Linked DNA regions of Homo sapiens: region 2 is linked to region 1. Evidence: chromatin contacts called from ENCODE Hi-C data. All regions are on one chromosome and are shown on one strand. The core of a region is the stretch at or near the end of the contact, and the rest is flanking DNA. Distances in the headings are between cores, read along the strand shown.

What was found. Hi-C counts contacts between places; a loop is a spot of excess contacts on that map. Pooled maps may share reads with other maps.
Region 2: a pooled map shows a loop between it and region 1 (7-fold over the local background). The contact joins the enhancer-like site here to the promoter of GPR19 in region 1. A Hi-C loop is called at or near these places in 6 of 50 pooled maps.

What each region holds. Positions count from the first base shown.
Region 1 is chr12:12,694,461-12,697,432 of GRCh38, forward strand. It overlaps GPR19 (G protein-coupled receptor 19), which reads right to left and starts at 1,723. Exons shown (of 4, transcript NM_006143.3): 1 at 1,605-1,723; 2 at 999-1,051. RefSeq lists enhancers at 1,471-1,630, 1,811-1,890.
Region 2 is chr12:11,979,726-11,982,967 of GRCh38, forward strand. No RefSeq gene overlaps it. Among named protein-coding and RNA genes, the nearest start is that of BCL2L14, 90 kb to the right of the region's middle. Within about 2 kb of position 1,511, at least 5 of the 41 ENCODE cell types and tissues checked have a DNase peak (open chromatin) inside an H3K27ac peak, as active enhancers do.

The DNA.
Region 1 (2,972 bases), core at 473-2,972:
CTCCCAAAGTGCTGAGATTACAGGCGTGAGCTACCGCGCCTGACCCGGTAGAGTACCTGTCTTAAAGCTCCCTAAATACAGACGGACCTACGATGCACAGAGCATCCACAATTCAACTGATAGGTGGCATGTACTTTACACTAAGTTCTATGCTACCTCATTTTGTCATTACAATAATCCTATGGCACAGGCACTATTATCCTTATTTTATAAATTGAGAAACTGAGATTCAGACAGGACACACAGAGTGACTGGCAGACCCTAAAGTCAAAGCCCAGGTCTGATTCCCAATTGTACACACTTTATATGACATCATATCGAGATGTCATGCCTCTCAGAGCTGGATGATCCCACTCCCTAAAACAAGACACCCAGGCTTCAACCCTGAAATCCTATTCCATTGCCTCCATGGATTTTTCCTGCAGCATTTTCCTATGCACTTCACACATACAGCGCAGCTGCCAGGATATACTTTAGGCTGCCAAAATGAAATGAAGTCACTTTCTTGGTAAGTGATTACCATGCCTGGCTCTTTACTGAAGTACTTCCATTCTATATATTCACACTGGGATCCTTCTCCATCACTGCTAGCTTCAATCCTGTGGCTTTCCATATTTAGTTTTTCTTACAGATGAAGTGATACTCTTTACCTATCAGCCATTCCTTTGTTGGAGTAAAATTACGTATTCCATCAGCATTCTTCTGCCTTGTACTCCAGATAGTATACAAAGAATCAAATTATAGTAGCTAAGTGGCATAGAATTGCTGCCGATATCAAGATGGACTCTAATATCTAGTGAACTGGGAGGCTAGAGGCTAGAAGTATGTACTTCTGTAAGGTGTCAGTGACACATCTGAGTAATGTGGTAGCTAAATGCCACCATTTCATTCCATGAAATCCACATTTCATTCTGGCTAAAGGGTAAAGCTGGTGAGAGGTGGGAGGGGCCAGGAGGCTCCATCGGAAGGAGGCAGACACTTCAGGTGTTGGGTGGTACCTTTAAGATGTTGCGGGGCCAAATCCAATGCCGGTGCAGGTGTCCCATATATCCTGAGAGACAAAAAGAGGTCAGATTGGTCAGATCCCTCGAGACAGTTCCCAAATTCCTGACTTCTGTTACCGCGACTGTTCTTCGCAATTCCACCTCGGCCTGTGTTCAGGACTGTGGCTTTTAGAATCTTCCTCATTCCATTCCATTAGGGGCGTCCCGATTTCCACCTTATATACACCATGTACTAAATGCATGCCATTTCTGCCTGTTTACAAACATGCATAAGTTCACACTCTTTTAAGAAAAATGTCCTCTACTGTCAACTTCTTTCTAGTCTGGCCTCCCAGGTAGGCTACAGAGCTACTGCCTTCATTTATCTCTCAAATCTTCCCATCTTCTCCTTCCCACTGTATTACCTTAGCTCACACTCACATCCTCTTGGTCACCAGCCAAAAAATAAATAAAACTCCTTTGTCCCTTCAGATTTCTCTCTTATTCTACAACCTCATTAATCGGCTCTCCCGCTCCCACTCCTTTACTACTTCAGTCGCTGAAACCTCCCCTCACAGAGTTCACGGCCAATATAAAAACGGAAAGAAGGGATGACCATACGAGCTTGTGGACTTTTGCCTGCAAAATCTCATAGAATGTGGTGTTGTGTACGTGAATCCATCAGATCAACGCGACGGACACTCCCCAAGGGCCAAATCGGACCGCCTCTCACTAGGCGGAAAGTTTTGAAACTTTTGCGCGCTAAAAATGATGAGCCAGACGCATGCGCAAACGTGCACTCCCGGGGTGGCGCTTCTCCTCAGGCAGATCTCGCGTGGTTTGGTGATGGCCGGCTAGTATGAAGGTTTTCCGTGGCGTTGAGATCCCACCCGCCCTTTTTTTTTTTTTTTTTTTTTTTTTTTTTTTTTTTTGCTGCCCCAGTGGATTAGGATTAGTGCTGCAGTCAAATGAAAAAGATCAAGACAAAAAATTAGGCTAATATAACTAGCCGACAGGCTAGCGGCATTTCTCTGGGGCCGAGGAATTCCACGAAGAAGATCTCTGCGAGGCCCAGAAGGCCGCACAACTACTTCTTCAGAAACAAAATTTTTTAAAAAAGTAAAAATAGAGGAAGTCAGCCAGTTTATCACCTTGGAACCAGCGTTTTGTTTGGCTTTTCCGCTTTTCACTCTACGAAAAAGCCCATTGGCGGCTACCCAGGTTACCGTCCTGTTGCCATTGCGCCTGCGCGGCGGTTTGTTTACCAGTCCAGGCGAAGCGCTGTGTCGCGGTTCTCGCCGCCCCGAGCGCCTTGGTTTGCTCCCTTGACGTGTAATTCGTAATGAAAGTCATGTTTTCATTTGGGAACACGGATCGGAGGTTTAAAACTGGACAGTTTAAGTGTCAACTTCAGACCAAAGAAAATAATGGTAGGGAAAACACTGGACACTCAGAAATCGGTGCCGCGTCAGAGCTGTCACGGAAGATGTTTCTAATGAACCTGAGGAAAACAATAGCACCACCCTAACCAGAACTAAAAAGTGGCAAGCAGCCACAGTTAATGAAACTCATAGGTGGCATTTAGTTACTTATTTAGAATGTAGGCCTAGTTATGGTAAAAATGCAAATAAGACCAAACCTAAGGTCCTCTTGCTCGAGCAAACCTCAAGCAAAACCTACATGATTTAAGACTGACTCTTGAAGCGAAGTAAAAAAAAAAAAAAAAAAAAAAAAGCAGCCATGCAAAATTTGAAACTTGGAGACGACTCTAGAAGCATTAACCCAAGAAAGCACAAGCCAACAAACAAATTTTTGAAATGGTTTGAAGAGCTCTTCAAAGTCAGTTTCAGGTGGCTTAGAAGAGGATGTTGCTTATAAAATGAGATCTGATGGAAACTTGTTTTACAGATATGACTGGATTCGTTTGAAAACAAAAAAAAAGGCAGGCAAAGTGACTTTTTAAAAAGTATTTTTATGGAAGGATTTCTA
Region 2 (3,242 bases), core at 261-2,760, 710 kb before region 1:
GTGCATGGCTGTAGTACCAGCTACTCGGGAGCTGAGGCAGGAGAATCACTTGAACCTGGGAGGCAGACATTGCAGTGTGCCAAGATCACGCCATTGCACTCCAGCCTGGGCAACAAGAGCGAAACTCTGTCTCAAAAACAACAACAACAACAACACAAGAATTTAGTCTCACGTCTACAGGTCTGCAAGACTGACTGTGGTTCAGCGGCTCTAGGCTGAGCAAGGCTACAGTTCGGCTGTGCTTAACGCCAACCTGTCCTTAGCTCCAGCCTATAGGTTGAGCTGTAGGCAAGCGTGTTCATTCTGGGCCTAAGCTGAGTGGATAACAGCTGCCTGGGGAAAGTTCTTCCCATCATGGTCACTGAGATACAAAAAGATCAAGCTTTAATGCGCAAGCTCTTTTCAAGCCTCTGCCATCACATCTAACAAGTATTCTTTTTGGCCAAACCCAAAGTTAAGGGGCAAGAAGGACACTCCTCCCACCATGAGGTCACAGCAAGGGTGTTGATGAATAATTCTCTTTAAGTGCTGTGATGAATTGAGAATAGCAATTCTATTATCCACTGTGATGGTTAAATCTCCACTGGTTAAATCTTGACCAGTTCCTCTTCTGACTACTTCTGATTTTCTCCTTTGGCTTCCCAGACCACATGCACAACCCCTGCAGGTGAGCCAGAATGCCAAGAAGTCAGCATTATAAGGCTAAATAGAGAAAGAACAAGTTTTCTTTTTGGAAAGTTCCTCCCAACCTGCGATGTGTCAAGACATCACCATTAATTGGAAGGGGACACGATTATGCAAAATAACTGAGTATAAAGAACTTAGAGACAAAAGGGGAGTGAGGGGAGGAAGGAGATGTAGCAGTTTGAACTATACGAGGTTTAAATTAATTTCAACCAAAACATAACAAGCAAAGGATGTTCTCCTGATTATCTTATGTTTACTATTATATTTCAAAGGCAATACATGCTTATTGTGTGTGGGGGGAATCAATCTAGTGAGTAGAAAACACAACCATCTAAAACCCCATCACCCCTAATTAGCTGCCATTCAAATCCTTTATACATGGACTACTTTGGGCATTGGAAATCAAGGTGCTGCTACCTAAACAGTGTCGTGAAAATTTTAAGGCTCTGAGAAAATGTTAAGGCCATTTGAACACCAGAAATTCTTGTTCTCATCTCTCAACTACAAATGCCTAGGTGAGTTCTCGCTTACAGATTTTTTTCAAATTTACAGTATATGCAATTTATTTATTTATTTATTTTTGCAAAAATGGGGTCATCTATTACATACCACTTTTCACATTAGAACAATTTTCCTCATCAACAAAGATATGTCTATATCATCATTTTAAATTCTGCCTTATATTTCATTTATAAATTACCATAAATTACTTAACCAACACCCCATTGATGGAAGTTTAGGTTATTTCCAGTTTTTCACAATTACTTTCTGCATGCATAATAACTCACGTCACTTCATATACAAACTGAGGCATTTATTTTCATTTTCAGATCTAAGAAATCTAAGCAGTGCCTTATTGACAATAAATAGAACCACCCTTGTGGTGTTAAAATGTGGGCAGCAAGAAAGGAAATAGTGTGGTTGGGTGGAGATTAGTCATTTTTGAAAGAGCACGTATGTACATTTTGCACGTTGGTGACAATTCACTCAAAATTTTAAAGAACCCAGCTTAAGTTTTGAATCAGCCTGAAGCACTCCGAACTTCAGATGCTCATCTCAGCCTCTTAAGTCTGCCAACCAAGCTGGAGACAAAACAAGATCTGGCTCCCTGGTGGCCGCCTGGGAATCCTGCCCTTGGCGTCATTTCTGGAAGGGCAAAAGAACCCTACGGACTCTTGTATCACTAGGATAGAAATGCCACCCAGCTCCTCAGCCCATCTCCATCACCATGGCAGTGGGGAGGGGCCTAGGCATTATCAGAATGGGTCAGGACTAGCTCAGAGCCAGTGTCAGGCTGGCTGACTGTAAACTAAGCCAGGCTTTCAAGGGAAGGCTTTTGAAGGAAATAAGCCAACAAAACAGCATCAGAAACTGAGGAACCATTCCTTCTCCAACTCTACCCCCCAAGAGATACCAAGGTCACACAGGATACAGCAGTTGTTGAAATTATTACTGCTATGGAACAGAGCTTTTTTGGCACCGGAAGAAGTCATTCTCTTCTGTCAACCCTCTTTTCCTTTCCCTTGGATTTTCAATCCTCCCCATAGAAAATCAAGACCGCCCAGCAAAGAACATGCTTACCCAAAAGACCACAGTGCCATTCAGAAACAAGAAATTCCAACTCTACCATACATATAACCTTCTATCCATCCTCTGACCTTCTGACTTCATAATGTATCTTCCCAAGATAAATAGATGCATGGCATGTTAAAGCCTAGGAGGACCATGGAGATTGTGTCAATATCTTTATCCTTCAGTGAATAGATGGAGGCCTCAGAGAGGATGAGCAACCTGCCCATGGCCCCACAGAATTGGTGGCAGAGCCCAAGACTGTTGGCCCCCAACCACACTGTCCAGACTTCAAAAGCTGATCCTCTTGCCAATGCCCCCACACTAGTAACAGCCTTTTTGCCTGAATGTCTCTCAGTGATGTCATGAAGACAAATTACTGTCTAGCTGTATGGTTCTTTAGTCCTTGCTGTATGTTATTGTACCTGGCAGGCCCTCATGGAAACTAAGCTGGAAAGAAATGAAGGAGCTCAACTTGGTTAAAACCATTGACAGAACACTCATCCCCCATCTTTTGCTCTCTAGACAACCGCAGGTAAATGTGAGGCGTTTGAGAGAGTTAAGCCTTCTGTATCAGTTAAGCTAAAAGAACAGTTTATTTCATACCCCTAAACTTCACAGGAATAGAACACAAGCTACCAGGCAGCAAGAACAAAGGAACAGACTAGATACATTTATTTTTCAGAAATTTTAAGCCATGGAAGAACAAAAAAAAATTCTTCAAAGAAAATTTAGGGGCAGGGGATTGAAATACATGCAAAACTTATTTTTAGTGCCCTTTACAGATATAAAGTCATGCTGTTCGTTTAGGAACAAAAAAATGCATTATGTATAACTTGTTTCACTCATAAAATTACCATGTTTTGTATATTGATATATTTAGACATTGGGAGATCTGAAAAAAGCATTTTTATGATTTCTTTCCTGGTTATTTTCTCGGGCAAAAGGGAGGTTTTTAAAAAAAAAAAGTCCTCAGTGGAAAAACT